2 separate regions of the Homo sapiens genome follow, and region 2 is linked to region 1. The links are chromatin loops, found by intact Hi-C in ENCODE. Cell type or tissue: endothelial cell of umbilical vein. All regions are shown on one strand. Links, peaks and the distances in the headings refer to the core of each region. The heading gives the core; the rest is flanking DNA. Region 1 overlaps ATG7 (autophagy related 7). Region 2 overlaps VGLL4 (vestigial like family member 4).

Evidence for each region. Peaks named below come from ENCODE experiments on the same cell type or tissue, not always from the same donor. Only the 100,000 strongest peaks of a DNase experiment are listed, where the experiment ranks them.
Region 2: it touches region 1 in a loop (5-fold over the local background); 1 of 110 quality-filtered maps calls a loop at or near these places.

Annotation. Positions count from the first base shown.
Region 1 is chr3:11,508,566-11,517,898 of GRCh38, reverse strand. All of the region lies in intron 20 of ATG7 (autophagy related 7), which reads right to left. Among named protein-coding and RNA genes, the nearest start is that of VGLL4, 130 kb to the left of the region's middle. In endothelial cell of umbilical vein, for the core only: no CTCF peak of the experiment used is centred there; a DNase peak (open chromatin) is centred at 3,488; H3K27ac peaks cover 1,993 bases.
Region 2 is chr3:11,577,415-11,586,747 of GRCh38, reverse strand. The region is part of intron 2 of VGLL4 (vestigial like family member 4); the gene reads left to right. Among named protein-coding and RNA genes, the nearest start is that of VGLL4, 62 kb to the left of the region's middle. RefSeq lists an enhancer at 2,491-3,329. In endothelial cell of umbilical vein, for the core only: no CTCF peak of the experiment used is centred there; a DNase peak (open chromatin) is centred at 4,317; H3K4me3 peaks cover 244 bases; H3K27ac peaks cover 1,876 bases.

The DNA.
Region 1 (9,333 bases), core at 2,481-4,980:
CACCCTGCTAAAAACACTCTGGTTCTCCCCACGGCATGTGGTGCCCTTGTATAGCTGGCAAAGCCTTGCATGGCACGGCCCCAGCCTGTGCTTCAACTCAATTGCCCGACTCTCTCCAGCTCTGCTGAGCCACCTAAGTCACAGATGGTTTCTCCTCTCATCTCTGCTCTCTTCCATGTGCCATTTCTGTGGCTTGGAATGTTCTTCCCTCATTCTCTTTCTGGCCCTTTCCCGTCACACCTTAGACGTGCATCTTCCTCTCGAAAACCTCTAGTGAAGCCTCCCAGGGCCAGGCAGTACCCTCCTCTGGCTTCTTCTGGATACAGAGGAAGAATCTGAGCATCGATTCTCCATCTCAGCAGGCCTCTGTGTGCCTGCTGACTCCGACTAGACCAGAGATCCGTAAGGACAGGGATCGAGTTTTTTTTCTTTTAATTCACTGCCTCAAAAATCCTCTGTGCATTACCTATTCATCCTCTTCTCTCCCTTAACCTGAACCAGTGATCTTACTGTCTCCATCATTGTTTTTTTCTTTTCTTTTCTTTTCTTTTTTTTTTTTGAGGTGGAGTCTGGCTCTTCACCCAGGCTGGAGTGCAGTGATGCGATCTCGACTCACTGCAACCTCCATCTCCTGGGTTCAAGCGATTCTCCTGCCTCAGCCTCCCCAGTAGCTGGGATTACAGGCATGCGCTACCATCCCCAACTAATTTTTGCCTCCATAATTTTGCCTTTTCTAGAATGTCATACAGGTGGAATTACTCAGTATGCTGCCTTTTTCAGATTGGCTTCTTTCACTTAGTAATATGTTTGTTTTTTGAGACAGGGTCTTGCTCTGTCGCCCAGGCTAGAGTGTGGTGGTGCGATCTTAGCTCACTGAAACCTCCACCTCCCAGGTTCAAGTGACTCTCCTGCCTCAGCCTCCCGAGTAGCTGGGACTACAGGCACGTGCCACCATACCCGGCTAATTTGTGGATTTTTAGTACAGACGGGGTTTCATCATGTTGGCCAGGGTGTTGTTGAATTCCTGACCTCAAGTGATCCACCTGCCTCAGCCTCCCAAAGTGTTGCGATTACAGGTGTGAGCCACTGCGCCAAGCCTCATTTAGTAATATGCATTTAAACTTTCTCCATGTCTTTAATGGCTTGATAGCTCATTTATTTTTATCATGGAATATTTCATTGTCTGGATGGACCACAGTTTATTTCTCCATTCACCTACTGAAGGACATCTCGGTTGCTTCTAAGTTTTGGCAATTATGAATAAAGCTGCTATAACCATCAAGTGCAGGTTTTTGTGTGGACCTATTATCAACTAATTCGGGTAAATCTCAAGGAGTGCAATTGCTGGATCACACAGTAAGAGTGTGTTTAGTTTTAAGTGGCTGTGCCATTTTGCATTCCCACCAGCAATGAATGAGAGTTTCTGTTGCTCCACATTCTCACTACCATTCGGTGTTGTCAGTGTTTTGCATTTTGGCCATTCTAGTAGGTGTTTACATGGTATCTAGTCATTTGAATGGGCATATGATGTGGAACATCTTTTTTTTTTTAATTTTATTATTATTATACTTTAAGTTTTAGGGTACATGTGCACAACGTGCAGGTTTGTTACATATGTATACATGTGCCATGTTGGTGTGCTGCACCCATTAACTAGTCATTTAGCATTAGGTATATCTCCTAATGCTATTGGAACATCTTTTCATGTGTTTATTTGCCATCTGTATATCTTCCCTGATGAGTTGGGGATGCATTCTTTCCATCTCAGAGTCCCCAGAAACTAACATAGCAGTTGGTACAGAGTTGGTGCTCAACAAACATCAGCTTAGGAACTATGTCCTATGTTTTTTTGTTTTTTTTTTTTTTTAAAAAGGAATGTGAGCTGTTCCCAAAACGTATGTCCTTCCCCCATGCCTCTACCCTGCCCTTCCACAAACTTTCTGATCTTCAGCACACACTACCCAACCATCAAGGCTGAGACTTCCCGTGGCCAGCAGTGTCTCATGCTGGCTTCAAGCCCCACAGCACTGCTTTTTTCAACTTCTCTTGTGGTTTAGACTGTCTTTAGCCCAGCAAGAGAATTCATTGTCTTATCCCCCATTAAACTGTACCTACACTCTTTGAGGAAAAGGGTCCATCTTACTTAAAATATTTTAAAAATTCACATGTGATAAAACTGATGTGTATGTGTATGAGAGAGAGAGAAAGAGAGAACAGTTCTATGAGGCTTAATGTATACATGTGGCCGTGCAGCCCACTGCCCCATGTCACCATTTTCAATTCTGTCATTACCCCTGGGACAATGTCTTGTCAATATACACTTGAGGCTGGGCGGGGTGGTTCCTGCCTGTAATCCCACCTGTAATCAGGAGTTCAAGACCAGCCTGGCCAACACAGCAAAACCCCGTCTCTACTAAAAATACAAAAATTTGCTGGGCGTGGTGGCACGGGCCTGTAATCCCAGCTACTCAGGTGGCTGAGGCAGGACAATCGCTTGAACCGGGGAGGTGGAGGTTGCAGTGAGCCAAGATCGTGCCACTGCACTCCAGCCTAGGCAACAGAGCGAGACTCTGTCTCAAAAATACATACATACACACACACGCGCAAGAGACACAGTGAGTAGAAACACCGACACCACCTCTCAGTTGAGACATGAACACACTGAAAAGTGGCTAAGTGTTATAGTGTCCCTTTTCTTGAATTAAAACTAAAATTCAACTTCTATCAGATCTTCTCAGGAACGAAGCATTTTAAAACCTAGGCCAGGCGCGGTGGCTCATGCCTGTAATCCCAGCACTTTGGTAGGCTGAGGAGGGCAGATCACCAGGTAAGGAGGTCGAGACTAGCCTGACCAACATGGTGAAACCCTGTCTCTACTAAAAACACAAAATTTAGCTGGGTGTGGTGGTGCGCACCTGTAATCCCAGCTACTCAGGAAGCTGAGGCAGGAGAATCACTTGAACCTGGTAGGTGGAGGTTGCAGTGAGCTGAGATCATGCCACTGCACTCCAGCCTGGGTGACAGAGCGAGACTCTCTCTCCAAAAAAAAAAAAAAAAACCTAGACCAGATGCACTTGGCAACTTGGCAGTTTCTCCTGCGTGGAACATACTTCTCTTTCTTTTCTCCTTGTGGTTAGCACTGTGCTGTGCCAGGGGATTGATTAATTTGTACCTGCCAGAGGCTCTGAAAAGTGGAGCTATGTAAGTATGCTATGCATATCAGGCCACTGTCAACAACAGAAACAGAAATGCAGCAAGCACTTTCTGAGCTTTGGTCATCTCAACAGCTAGTGGCTTACCCGGCAGAATCACCATAGAGCTGGCTAGCGCCATGCACTGACTATGACTAACATAGTGCATGGGGTGGCTGAGGGTGGGTAAAAAGACTGGGCGGTATTTCCTGGAACAGGAAGCCACATCTCATGTCTCCCTCTCCCGGTGGGAAAATCACCAGAGTTCCTTCTGCAGAGGGGAATGAGTCCTAAGCACAGGAAACTGCCTGCTGATCTGAAAAGGGAAGGTCAGATGGGCATCCCAAGAAAATGAATTGCAAACGCCCATCTTCAAAGTTAATTATGCTTCTCTTGCAAATCCTGATTATGGGAAGGAAAACAGTTTGCTTAGTAGATGAGAACATGGGTCTAAAAGTCACACTGGCCAGATTCCAATCTTGACTCAACCACTTTCCTTCGTTTGTCATCCTGGGCCACTTACTTCATCTTTTTGAGCCTGACTTTCCTTACCTATAAAAGAGCGGTGTTAATATTTTCAAGGGTATTTATCAGGATTAGATGAGACAGTCATGTGTTAAACTAAACACAGTGGCTGAGACCTTGTCTCTACTAAAAAACCAAAAAAAAATTAGCTTGGCATAGTGGCACATGAGTAGCTGTAGTTCTTCTAGCTACTTGGGAGGCTGAGGTGAGAGGACTGCTTGAGCGTGGGAGATCAAGACTGCATAGTGGTGACACAGCAAGATGCTGCCTCAAAAAAAGAAACCCAGTGCCTGGTACACAGTAGATGTTCATAAGACAGCAGCTACGATATTCTTGCTGTTGTTATGCTCTCTACGTTTCATAAAGCACTCCAAGTGAGAGGTGACAGCATGCTGGCAGCCCTCGCAGCCCTCGCTCACTCTCAGCGCCTCCTCTGCCTGGGCTCCCACTTTGGCGGCACTTGAGGGGCCCTTCAGCCCACTGCTGCACTGTGGGAGCCCCTTTCTGGGCTGGCCAAGGTTGGAGCTGGCTCCCTCAGCTTGCAGGGAGGTGTGGAGGGAGAGGCGGGAGCAGGAACTGGGGCTGCACGCCACACTTGTGGGCCAGCTGGAGTTCCGGGTGGGCGTGGGCTTGGCAGGCCCCGCACTGGGAGCGGCCGGCTGGCCCTGCCAGCCCCAGGCAATGAGGGGCTTAGCACCCAGGCCAGCGGCTGCAGAGGGTGCGCTGGGTCCCCCAGCAGTGCTGGCCCACTGGTGCTGCGCTCAATTTCTCCCTGGGCCTTAGCTGCCTCCCCGCGGGGCAGGGCTCAGGACCTGCAGCCCACCATGCCTGAGCCTCTGCCTCCCGTGGGCTCCTGTGCAGCCCGAGCCTCCCCAACGAGCACCGCCCCCTGCTCCACGGCGCCCAGTCTCATCCACCACCCAAGGGCTGAGGAGTGCAGACGCACGGCGCAGGACTGGCAGGCAGCTCCACCTGCAGCCCCGGTGCGGGATCCACTGGGTGAAGCCAGCTGGGCTCCTGAGTCTGGTGGGGACTTGGAGAACCTTTATGTCTAGCTAGGGGATTGTAAATACACCAATCGGCACTCTGTATCTAGCTCAAGGTTTGTAAACACACCAATCAGCACCCTGTGTCTAGCTCAGGATTTGGGAATGCACCAATTGACACTCTGTATCTAGCTACTCTGGTGGGGACTTGGAGAACCTTTGTGTCCACACTCTGTATCTAGCTAATCTAGTGGGGACTTGGAGAACTTTTGTGTCTAGCTCAGGGATTGTAAACGCACCAATCAGCTCTCTGTAAAATGGACCAATCAGCTCTCTGTAAAATGGACCAATCAGCAGGATGTGGGTGGGGCCAGGTAAGAGAATAAAAGCAGGCTGCCCGAGCCAGCAATGGCAACCCGCTCAGGTCCCCTTCCACACTATGGAAGCTTTGTTCTTTAGCTCTTTGCAATAAATCTTGCTACTGCTCACTCTTTGGGTCCACACTGCTTTTATGAGCTGTAACACTCACCGTGAAGGTCTGCAGCTTCACTCCTGAAGCCAGCGAGACCACGAACCCACCAGGAGGAACAAATAACTCCAGACGTGCCGCTTTAAGAACTGTTAACACTCACTGCGACGGTCCATGGCTTCATTCTTGAAGTCAGTGAGACCAAGAACCCACCAATTCTGTACACACAAGTACTAATACATTACCTCATTTGATTTCAGAGTTAATCTGAGATGGAACATTAATCCTGTGCAATGACAGAACCAAAGCTCAGAGAGTGGATGTACTGCTGACCTGGTTTTTGGGTTCCCTTGGCCAAGCTGCAGCACCAGGCTCTGGAGCCCTTGACCCAGAGGTGGAACTCGGAGCCTGACAACAGTTTCTTCTACTTCCAGTACTTGGTTCAGGAAGTGAGAAAGGGCCTGGCCCTCAGGGCTGGCCGAAGGAGGGGAGAGGGGTGTGGGGGACCTCTGGGAGGTAGGCTAGTTGGAAAGTTAAGGAGACTCAAGGTCACTGGGTGGGTGAAGCTGAGAGGTGACAGCATGCTGGCAGTCCTCAGAGCCCTCGCTTGCTCTTGGCACCTCCCCTGCCTGGGCTCCCACTTTGGTGGCATTTGAGGAGCCCTTCAGCCCCCCACTGCACTGTGGGAGCCCCTTTCTGGGCTGGCCAAGGCTGGAGCCCACTCCCTCAGCTTGCAGGGAGGTGTGGAGGGAGAGGCACGAGCGGGAACCAGGGCTGCATGCGGCGCTTGCAGGCCAGCTGGAGTTCTGGGTGGGTGTGGGCTTGGTGGGCCCCGCATTCGGAGCAGCCAGCCAGCCCTGCTGGCCCCAGGCAGTGGGGGACTTAGCACCTGGGCCAGTGGCTGCGGAGGGTGTACTGAGTACCCCAGCAGTACCAGCCCACCGGTGCTGTGCTCGATTTCTCGCTGGGCCTTAGCTGCCTTCCCTCGGGGCAGGGCTCAGGACCTGCAGCCCACCATGCCTGAGCCTCCCACCCCCGCCATGGGCTCCTGTGCGGCCGGAGCCTCCCCGACGAGCACCACCCCCTGCTCACGGCGCCCAGTCCCATCGACCGCCCAAGGGCTGAGGAGTGTGAGCGCACAGTACGGGACTGGCAGGCAGCTCCACCTGCAGCCCCAGTGCAGGATCCACTAGGTGAAGCCAGCTGGGCTCCTGAGTCTGGTGGGGACATGGAGAGTCTTTATATCTAGCTCAGGGATTACAAATACACCAATCAGCACCCTGTGTTTAGCTCAAGGTTTGTGAATGCACCAGTCGACACTCTGTATCTAGCTGCTCTGGTGGGGCCTTGGAGAACCTGTGTGTCGAAACTCTGTATCTAACTAATATGATGGGAACATGGAGAACCTTTGTATCTAGCTCAGGGATTGTAAACGCACCAATCAGCGCCCTGACAAAACAGGCCACTCGGCTCTACCAATCAGCAGGATGTGGGTGGGGCCAGATAAGAGAATAAAAGCAGGCTGCCTGAGCCAGCATTGGCAACCCGCTCAGGTCCCCTTCCACGCTGTGGAAGCTTTGTTCTTTTGCTCTTTGCAATAAATCTTGCTACTGCTCACTCTTTGGGTCCACGCTGCTTTTATGAGCTGTAACACTCACCGCGAAGGTCTGCAGCTTCACTCCCGAGCCAGCGAGACCACGAACCCACCAGAAGGAAGAAACTCCGAACACATCTGAACATCAGAAGGGACAGACTCCAGACGCGCCACCTTAAGAGCTGTAACACTCACCGCGAGGGTCCGCGGCTTCATTCTTGAAGTCAGTGAGACCAAGAACCCACCAATTCCGGACACAAAGCCACAGACTCTGGCAAATTATCCAGGGGCACCAAGGCTCCAAATGGCACATTGCTGACCAGTGTAAACATTTATCTTTTAAGCTATCGATTCTACCCCAAGCCTGGAAGTCTGACTGCCAAGAACAGTATGGCCAAAAACACTAGGTGAAAAAGAAAACAGAATCCATTTTTGTTTCATGTTGAGAATGTGCTGTTTTGCAGCATGAAGCCCTGGGAAGAGGATGTAAAGAAAGGACAGTCCTCCAAGGCGAGCCTCTCCCAGCTGACAGCCTGCTTTTACTGTGCTGGATGTGGGCGGCGAGTTGCACAAAGAGCGAGGGGACAGCTTTGGAGATGGGGGGTTGAGGGGGTCAGGACATCCTCCCTGAAGGCCTGACCAGACAAGGCAGCATCTGTATCACTGGGATGGGGGAGGGGGTGGGGAGAAAGAAGACCTCGAATGAGGCCCTTTGGTTCAGTAGCAGTAACTCAGATTTTTTTTTTTTTTTAAACTGGGGCAGGGACAAACTTACAAAGACAAATAAGAGGTAATAACACAAATTATACATTCAAGTATGAATGCAAGGAATTGTTCTGCTTGAGAGCTGGTAGAGATCTATTTCAGGACAGGCAGCCGACTCCTGAGTGCAGGTGGCCTGATGGGCGGGGAAGGTGCCATTCTTGGGCCGGATGAAAGAAAGATGATCCTGAAAGGGGGTAAAGATATATGATTTCAGGCAACTCTGTGTCAGGCACGTACCTTCCTTCTAATTTCTGCAGACACCAGCTGGCTGGGGGAGGGGCAGAAGATGGGCGGGCAGAATAAAGAAAGGATCTCCCTAGTCTTGGAGGAAAACAGGGGAAGCCAGAGGGAGGAAGTTGTTCTGGGTTCAAAGAAATCAACTTAGAAAGCTTCCCTGATAAAAATAGCCATTGGCAAATCCTAGTCTATTTATATCACCCATCCAAGATCACTATCAGGATCCTGGGCTGAATCACAAGACCCAGTAAATAAGTATGGAGCGCTGGCTGCCTGATTTATGGGAAGATATTTAAACACCACTGGAGCAACTGAGTCAGGGAAAATTTGAGTGCTGGCACCAAACGGTACATTTACAAGTGGCTCTCACTTTACAGAAATAGATAGGTTCCTGAAAAGTTGGCTATAAAATGAATTCAATTAACAGAATCATATTTTCCTAGTGAATCACATCTTAAAATTAGAGATAGATTGGGGGAGGGGTGGCCAAAAAAAACCAACCACACCAAACAACTGTGCCTCTGAGACTAAATAAAAATCACTCTTCATTCAGCAAACTCTAAAACGTCACTTACTTAAAAGGCCATTATAAACGCTCATAAAATACAAACAATTTGTCAGCAAACATGTCTATGTCTGTGACATACAAGGAGTTGCACCAGGCTTTGTGGAGGCTTATAAGACACAAGTGGCTGGCCATCAGGAGCTCACAATTTGGCACTTAAAAAAAAAAAAAACCACACTGAAATTCATGTTGCATCAGAAAAAAAACAGCTCCCTGGATGTAGACAAATGTGCATGCATGAGGGCCTGCCTGGCCCTTTAAGTGTTATCTGGGCCGGGAACAGCTCGGCTCCCTCCTGCCGGCAGCAGCCAACCAAGTTGGCCTCTAAGTACTGCTTTTCAAACTCTATGTTTATAAGCTAAAAGCTGTTGGCCATGTGGCGCTGCGTCATAATTGCTTATTTATTTAACTAACTTGGAAAGAAAAAAAACCAACCCATGACCTGGGTGTTTTAATAAAATAAGAAGAGTTAAGGTACTTAAAGCTCTCTGAAAAGTTAAAGGCCTGCACAACCCAAGGGGGTTGTTATTTTAAAGTTTAAAGGGCATTTGCTCAAGGGATCTGTTTGTTTGGAAAAAGTCTGTCTCCTTCTACTTATGCTCTCTTGCACATAGAATATTGGTCATTGGTAACAGGAGCAGAGATCTAATTTGTTATTAATTTGTTATTAGTTTTGTAAGTGCAGATCACGTTGTACCGAGTTTGCTTTAAGCAAGAGACAAACACACTTCAGAAGCCAACACTTGTGAAGTGTTGGCTCTGTCAGCAACTACAGGCACAGAACTGAGGATTATTAGTTCAAAATAGGCTACATAGGGCTGTGCATGGTAGCTGACACCTGTAATCTCAGCGCTTTGGGAAAGCAAGATAGGAGGATCACTTGAGCCCAAGAGTTGGAGACCAGCCTGGGCAAGATGGTGAGACACTGTCTCTATTACAAGAAAATAATAATAATATTAGCAGGCATGGTGGTACACCAGCTACTTCGGAAGCTGAAGCAG
Region 2 (9,333 bases), core at 3,201-5,700, 68 kb before region 1:
CCTTGGGAGATTGGTTCCAAGACCCTCGAGGATACAGAAATCTAAGGATGCTCAAGTCCCTCGTGTAAAATGGCATAATATTTGCAGATAACCTATGGAAATCCTCTCGTATACTTAAGTCACCTCTAGCTTACTTATACCTAATACAATGTAAATGCTGTGGAAATGGTTGTTATACTGTATTGTTTAGGGAATTATTATTCCTAAGCAAGAAAAAAGTCTGTACCATCAGAGGCCTGACTCCATTTTCCATCCATGATCGGTTGAATCTGTGGATGCAGAACTTGAGGATATGGAGGGCAGTGTATACCATATTACCTGTGCTTTAAATCACATCATTCTACATATTCCAGCCAAATTTGGTGATAATCTCCTCTTTCTATCCTTCCTGCACCGTTTCCTCACCATAGATACTTTTTATTTTGGAGAAAGTTCAGACCTACAGAAATGCTGAAGGACTAGCACAGTGAACACTCACATACCCTTCCCTGCATTCATCGGTTGTTAACATTTGCCCGTATTTGCTTTATCTTTCTTTCATATGTGTGCAGACAATGATATGATCTCACATCATCTTTTCATATTCAGTAATGCCCTTTATACTTTAAGATTTTTTAAAAAATTCTTTTACATTCTTTTTAATTCAAGATTCAGTAATGAATCACACTACACTTAGTCATTGTATTTTCTAGCAATCTTTAATCTAGGAGTTGTCCCACTTTGCAGGGGGAAGGGTTGGGGGCTTTCATGGGAAGAGGGGACCCAGAGACTGCTCTGGAGTGTCAGCTCCTCAGGGCCTCTCTTTGAAACACCCAGGGACCAACGGCAGGGGGTCGCCTGTCCATCAGCACTGGGAGGGGTGACGTTGTATATGATAAAGGAGGGATTTAGGATATGTGTGGTTCCTCTGTGGTGGGAAGTGTGCATTCAGAAAGAGGACAAGGGAAGCAAGAGAGCTGTTGGAGGAGGCAGAAGATTTGGAATGCAAGATGGCGAGATACATGGAATAAATTAAACACCTCATGCCTGCTCTAAGATAAATCACCTTTTCATAATATTTGATTTCCTGCCCCAAAGGCTCATCTCTGTCTAGCCAACAATTCCAGCAGTTTTACTTTTTTAAAAAATCCAGTATCTTATTCATGGCAGAGGTGGAACATTCCCCTGTCCCTTTTTCTCCTTAAACCTACAAATCTGAAACAAGACCATAATAGATTTCTCTCTTGGGAGATCCCTCAATTTTTTACTTATAAATAATTCATTCAAGGCTCCATTGAAGTCTCTCTCCCTCTCTCTCTCTCTTTTTTTTTTTTTTAAGATGGAATCTCAATCTGCCACCCAGGCTGGAGTGCAGTGGCGCAATCTCGGTGCACTGCAACCTCTGCCTCCTAGGTTCAAGCAGTTCTGCCTCAGCCTCCTAAGTAGCTGGGACTACAGGCATGCGCCACCACATGAGGCTAATTTTTGTATTTTTAATAGAGACTGGGTTTCACCATGTTGGCCAGGGTGGTGTCGAACTCCTGACCTCAAGTGATCTGCCCGCCTCGGCCTCCCAAAGTGCTAGGATAACAGGCATGAGCCACTGTGTCCAGCCCAGTGAAGTCTCTTGACTGTGAAAACTGGTAGCATTTAAGTGTGTGTTGGGGCATGTTCTAGTTTTTAGCAGCATATTTGATGTATAATAAAAAGTGTTCTTGGGATTTTGACTTGATGTTAATAACTCCTTAATGGAGCAGTGATTGGAGGATGATATGTACATAGGACCTAGGAAGGTCACCAAGTTGTGACACTTGGAGCCGGTGGTGGTGGTGGTGGTGGTGGTGGATCCCTGGGTGCTGGGAGAGGGCAGAAGGCAGGCTCTGGTGAGATGCTGCACATGGACCCACCATGGGCGCCTTCCGCCTCCTGAAGCCCAGATCCCTGGGGCCACCTCATTTTTTTTTTTTTTCTCTTTTCAAGGATTGGTTGGTCAGCATTTTTTCATTTCCAAGAAATATCACAGTATCTTTCCAGTAAGTTGCCCCTTTTTCCTTAAACTAGGTTTGTTTTATGTTGCTTGTAACCAAAAGAACTTTTTAACAAATACAGATATTTGGGTTGTTTACATTGTTTTACTGTCATTTGCAGAACTTCGAATATCTCCATCCTTCCTCCCATCTCATATATTCCCACTTTTATAGAAGTGGAATTTCTGGGTCAGAGGTCTTCCATGTCTGTTTTCGCTGGTGTGTTCTGCCAGCTTCACTCTATATGGTTTACTGATCTGTTCCCACCAGCAGCTGTATGCATCTGTCTCTCTCTCGGCATCTTCCCACAGGTGACTGCTACCATTTATTCATTTATATAATATTTGCAAGTTTCTCGGGGAGAAACATTGTTATTGTGTGTTTTTTTGTTTGTTTGTTTGTTTTCTGCTACTAGAGAACTTGAATGATGTTTTCATATCCTTATTGGCCGTTTGCATTTCTTCTTCTGTGACCATGATGTTGTTTATACCTTGTCTTTTTTGTAAATTAGAGTATTCATCTTCTTTCTCTTGATATGTTACGACTCTTCATATTAAGGATGCTCTGTCAAATGCGTTGGGGAAAATAAGTAATGTTATTTGCTTTTCAGCATTATTTACTGTATTTTTGAAATATAGATTTTTAAAATTTGGATGTGGCCAAATCATTAAATCTTTTATTTAATGGAAAAGCCTCGTAAAATGTTCTGGAAGGGACTGAAATGTATTGTGTAACACCTGGCCTGGGTGTGTCTTGATGGTAGAATGATTGTATGTGTTTAATACACATGTCTGCCGTGGAGCGGAGGGAAGCTTATTGTTTGTGTGTCATCACTTCGTCAGTCCATCCCCCCAAACCTCTCCTGAGGGCCTCCTGGGTTGGGTGCGTTGGGGAGATATGAGTATGCTTGGGGGAGTCAGCCCTGGGTAGAGAGGAACTTAACTAGGCCAGAGAAGGTTTCTGCCATGGTGATGGGCAGGAATGTGCCCATCCTTGGCGGAGCTGAGGGGGCTATGGCCACTGTCTCCCAGAGGCAGGCCTGGAATGGGAGCATCGTCATCGTGACGAGAGTGGGATTGCAGCCCACTCCTTCCCGGGTTGTCTTCTTTTTTTGTCCTCTTTTTCTCACCTGGTCCCCTCCAGGATATTTTTCACTGTCACATTGAGCTTTTAGAGTATTTGATAGTCTCTTGTTGAGTACCATTAGTAAGCTCTGAAATCAGAAAAGTTTAAATTCTGCTTTTATTTAACCATTTTACCAGATGTTTCCTGTGGCTTGACAGATGTACCATTTACTAGAAAGTTACACTCCTGAGATTTGGAATGTTATGGACACTGTTGCTATAGACAGTGATTCTGTCAGGGCAGGATTTGGAAGACAATTTTCACATCATTTTGGGGTTGAAGATGTGTTTTTCACCAGAACAGAAATGCTATTTTCATAATCTGCTTTTATCTTGTCTTTTATAATTAGAACCTCTGGTTTATAAAATACTATATCTGGTTGATCAGAGTTTACTCTGATAAATACCGTGGTGCTTCAATTGGTGTTACTTTCTGAAAGCAGCTGGGCTTGGGTATATCAGGGTCTTGTTTGCAAAACTGACCTGGGTGTAAAAGAACTCAGGTAGTGGGCAGGTGGAAATTTAAATTGGGCTGAAAATCTTCTGCTTCACTTCTCCGGGCTACTTGATGCTGGCGTATGGCTAAGACATCTGCAGACTTAGCAACTTCTTGCACCCACCTGTAAGTTCACCAAGACAAACCTAGGATGGCTGTGGCACCTTTGCTTCTCCAGTGCCTGGAGTCACCATCTGTGGCAGCCTGAGTCCTAAGAGAAAAGCCTCTCACCTAGGGTTCTGCTGGTGGAAGGGAGGCAGAAGGAAGTTGCTTCCTACAGTGCAGGAGTGAGACTGTAGTTGCGGCTGCAGCAGAGAATAGGGGATTTCTGGCATTCCTTCTCTGAGGGGCCGGCTGCAGCCCTGCTGTGGAGTTGCATGCATCGTGCCTTCGGAGCGTCTCCACTTCTGCAGCAACCTTCCTCTCCTGTGTTTTCTTTAGCCTTATTTTGAAGTTTTATAAAAGCCTTATGTTATGGAAGATGGAGAAACAAAGAAAGAGGAAATCGCGTGCTGTAATTCTGACAGCAAATCTATTTTCTCACCAAATGGAACTGTAATGATGCGTGTAGCGTTTTGGCAAGGCACCCTCTATAAATAAACCCTCCCAGGAGTTCCTGACCTACCCCAGGACCCATAGGAAACTTTTATTGCAGTGCAGGGGGCAAGCAGGCCCCTTACCTCGCAACCCTCCTTTCAGGGAGGACTTTTATTCTGACAAGCGCCCGCCCATCCAGTTTTGTGCCTGAGACTGCTTGCCAAGTTTGTGAGGCCCAAGGCTTTCTTGTGGGAGGACGCTGGGCTGTCTTCATGCTCTTTGGCAATGATTAAAGTGAGGTTAGTACCAAGAACCCTTTCATTTTATTCCCTTATCCTTGCTTTTTCAAACCAGATGGCAACCCTGTATTTTCAGCTGTAATTAATTTAAACTGCGAGACAGCAAGTGCTGGGAGAGGTAGAGTAGTCTTTGCTTAGAAGGGACAGCAGTGATTTTCCTTCTCGTCCCTCCCTTCTCCCCAAACGCCACCTTGTCCCAATCAGATTTGTGCCATGCACAGTTTCTCCTAAGCGGGGACTGGAATGGGAGAGAGGGCTGCTGAGAGCAGCTGCAGCATGGCTGCCTGCAGTAGCTGGAAGGGTTAAGGCACACTAGTGATTGTTTCCTTCATGGATTGGAAGTAACCAAGTTTCAGGTGATGGCTGTCATGTGACCGCCTCTAGACAATGGTGCATAGTTTGGCTGCTGATTCGGGGAGTACAAGGTGCTTTTTCTTCCCACTCAGTCCAGCTGCCAAGATCGCCTCCAAAAGGGGGTATGTTTTAGGTTTAACATTTATTCTTAAAGAAAATTACAAGGGAAATAAAAGCACTTGGCTGCAGTTGGAGTCTGGAGGGTTTGACCTCAGCTATTTGACCACTTCTCTCCATGGAAATTGTACTTGAGTCCCTGCTAAGTTGCCTTAGAGTGCAGGACCAATTAGAGATTGAGAGATCTTTCACATTTAATAGAAAATGAATGCTTTTGTTTCATCTCTCAGTAACTTGTACGGTCATTCCACAGAGCAGCCTCTCCTCCCACCCTTTTGTCCCCTCCTTGTTCCGAATGAAGCTGGGTTGAAAATGGAGAGTGGAGTAAGTGACTGCTTGAGGGCCGGGTGTCTAGGTATGCTCACCTGCCTGCACAGATGAGGACCCTCCGGGTTTTAGTTTCATCATTCGAGAAATGCACTTTCTGGCCATTAAAGAGAAGTTGCATGGCTGGGCACGGTGGCTCACGTCTGTAATCTCAGAACTTCAGGAGGCCGAGGCAGGCAGATCACCTGAGGTCAGGAGTTTGAGGCCAGCCTGATCAACATGGTGAAACCCCGTCTCTACTAAAAATATAAAAATTAGCTAGGCGTGGTGGTGCATGCCTGTAATCCTAACTACTTGGGAGGCTGAGGCAGGAGAATCACTTGAACCCAGGAGGCAGAGGTTGCAGTGAGCTGAGATCGTGCCACTGCATGCCAGCCAGGGCGACAGAGAAAGAGTTATCTTTTTTTTTAAAAAAAAAAAAAAAGGAGTTGCAGATTGAAGAGGATCTGTTAACATAATGTATATGCAAAGCACTTTGTAACACTGTACACCAATGTTATACAAATGGTCAATATGTATTGCTGTTAACATTAGCCATCCTCCGATGACTTGAAACAATTTTTAAAGGTTCACAGTGAGAAATGAGAACCACAAATATGTAGCTTATAAGTCTCCGAAATGCTCACTGTTGATTACAACATCATTGACTCCAGTGGGCCCCTTGTGTGCCCAAGTTTGCTGGATTTAGTGAGCTGGGTGGTGAATATTCTTTGTTGATTTAACTTTTATGTCCAGTGTTTACATTATTGATGAACATTCATTTCTCTCATGAACCACTTGGGCTGTTTTCACAAAGGCTTACAATTTCAGTTATTGTTGTGGACAAGATCCATCCTTTTGGAAACCTTTAATTTTTCTCTAGTAGAGAGGGCCAAACGTTAAATGAAAAATGCATCCTATACTTCCCACCTCCTTTACTACCAATGATGTGTTGAACATTAAACAGAATTATCATATGATGCAGCAATTCTGCTTATAGGTATACACACGAAATAACTGAAAGCAGAGACTTGAACGGATACTTGCACACCCATGTTCATAGCAGCATTATTCACAATAGCCAAAAGTTGGAAACAACCCAAGTGCTCATCACCGGATGAATGGAAAAACCAAATGTGGTCTGTACACACAATGGAATATTACTCAGCCTTAAAAAGGAAGGAGATTCGGACCCATGCTACCACACAGATGCACCTTGTGTAAGCCAGTCATGGAAAGACAAATGTTGTATGATTCCACTGACATGAGGTTCCTAGAGTAGTGAAAGTCCTAGAAGGTAGAATGGTAGTTCCAGCGGCTGCAAGAAGGAGGAAATGGGAGGTTGGTGTTTAATGAGTGCAGAGTTTGGGAAGAGGAAAAAGTTCTGGAGACGGATGGTGCGGTTGGCGGCACAACATACCAGTGTACTTATTGTCACTGAAAAGTGGTGAATTTTATGTATGTAGTACTTTACCATAGTAAAAAAAATATGAAAAACTGTGATGACCAACTTCAGGTCAACTGAATAAACATTAATGAGTCCATTGTGTGTGAATCCTTTATATTCCATACTCATCTGGGGTGACTGAGGCTGTGAAGGAGAGTCAGGCAGCTTGGAGGGCAGACCGAGCTCCAGGAATACAGTATTTGGTGCCTAATAATCGACAGATGTGATGCGTGATGACCACCGGGGGTGGTAATTTTAATTTAATTCAAAGAGTAGTGAAGAGTCACCATTACCATCTGGTTTGGAAGCCCTCGTACAAAGGAAAGGTGCATGAAACTTGGGGTGCATGAAACTTGGGGGGGAGGGTGCTTCTGAATTCTCTGGAGGCATTATTTGAATCATCAACTCACGAGTTTGGGGGAAGAGATGCCACTTCAGTGTTGAATGGAATGATTGAACTCCCCCCACGTTCTTTTCAGTCTTCCACACTGCACACTCCACAGACGAACACTTCTGGGTGAAATATGATTTTATAGCCAGGGGGTTGCATCTAGATGTGAGTGATGTTACAGTGAAGCTCCAGAGATAGCTTAGTTCTGAAGTTTTTGCAGAATTTGAAAATGAGACTATTTTAAAAGAAATGCAGTTTTATAACTCAGATCAATGAAATAGGCTCTCAGTACTGTTTTTTTCCCGTGGGAACTCTGCTTTATTTGTCATTAGGGTGTCCATTGTCAGTAAAGCAGTAGCCTTGCTAAGTACCTGGAGGTCCTCAAAATAATTTTTTCTTTAAGTAATGTAAATCTTGTTTCTGTAAAGCAGTCTGGTTTTTTTTTTTTTTTTTAGAAAGTTAGCTTGGCCAACCCTTTCCCCCTAGTTTTGGAAAGATGGAGCGTAGCCCTGACTACCTGGATGCTCAGAGGCAGTTCATGTTGAGAATTAACACACTACATGATTGGCTCTCAGGAGGAAGGTCCTTACGGTCTATTAGTACTTTAAAGAATATACAGTAGAGGCCAGGTGCAGTGGCTCACGCCTGTAATCCCAGCACTTTGGGAGGCTGAGGCGGGCGGATCATGAGGTCAGGAAATTGAGACCATCCTGGCTAACACGATGAAACCCCGTCTCTACTAAAAATACAAAAATTAGCCGGGCGTGGTGGCGGGCGCTTGTAGTCCCAGCTACTTGGGAGGCTGAGGCAGGAGAATGGCGTGAACCTGGGAGGTGGAGCTTGCGATGAGCAGAGATCACGCCACTGCACTCCAGCCTGGGTGACAGAGCGAGACTCCATCTCAAAAAAAAAAAAAAAAAAAGAAAATATACAGTAGATGCCTCAAAATCTCTTACTAGATGAGCATTTAATCACTTCGTATACTCAATACTCAAATTTTCAATGGGTGTATAATAATTTAGCTCAATAGTTTTGGGGTTTATTTATTTATTATTATTACTTTTTTTTTTTTTGCAGAGTTTCTGAGTTCAGTCAGGGTAGATCGGTAACTTTAAGAGGAAAATCAGGTTTGATATTTTTATTTAGTGCTGAATAAATTTATTGAACCAGAGGTCTTCCTGTAGTACGGAGAAGTCCACAAAATAATTTCGAACTGGTTCCTACCAACCTTAGGGCTGGACCATGGGAAGGCGGCTGGCATTCAGGCAGTTGTGACCATGCTCCGGTGTGTGGGGAGGAGGAGACTGCCACACACCACGTGACGCAGAAAGGAAGTCTGATTATTTGTCTCTCATATGCCTGCACGCACTCATTCATGTCTGGTCTTTAGCCAGTATGGGGTCACAAAGCTGAAATAATGGGAAGAAAAGGATTGGAGACTTTTATGTGACCACACTGTGCAACATGGGTGTGGAAGTGCCTACTGGCATCTTGGGTTGTTTTGATGAAAGGATAGTACTGGTGACTGCAGGTCTTGGAATAATCCTGATGCTTTAGGTTAGTTTTTATTAGACTGTCTACGCTGGTGTTTCGTTCAGAAACGTGCTACGATAAATGGAAGGGAGTGAGTCCTTGCCTGTGTGCCCTATTTCCTTAGGCTGCTTCTGGAGTGTGACCCTCTTAAATATGAATGTTCACTTGTGGCATGTGCCCTGTGGGTGACAGGTTGGATAAGGAGTCTTGTGTCAGAGTAATTTGAAGGAGAATTCTGGGCATGGCAAGGTTGACATAGAAGTCCTTTTCAGTAGTTGGACGAGGAAATAAGATTCATTGAATTTTTCCAAAGGGCAGACCTGGGACCAAAGAATTGTATTTGAAGGCAGAGTTCATTCATTAGGAGGGAGAACCTTTAGGAAGGAGGTAGGCAGCTGTCTGGATAGTGTTTAAGCAGCAGCTGTGTGGTGCTCCTTGAGGGAGGCTGGGATTCCACATCTCTCTCCTGTTAAAACCATTTTAGTGTGAAGTGTTCTCCTGAGTTGGACAAAGCATCCAATCTTTCCAGTGTACAGTTTTTTTGGGGGGTGGGGTCTTGCTCTGTTGTTCAGACTGGAGTGCAGTGGCATGATCTCGGCTCACTGCAGCCTCTGCCTCCCACGTTCCAGCGATTCTCTTGCCTCAGCCTCCCGAGTAGCTGGGACTACAGGCATGCACCACCACACTTGGCTAATTTTTGTATTTTTTGTAAAGACGGGGTTT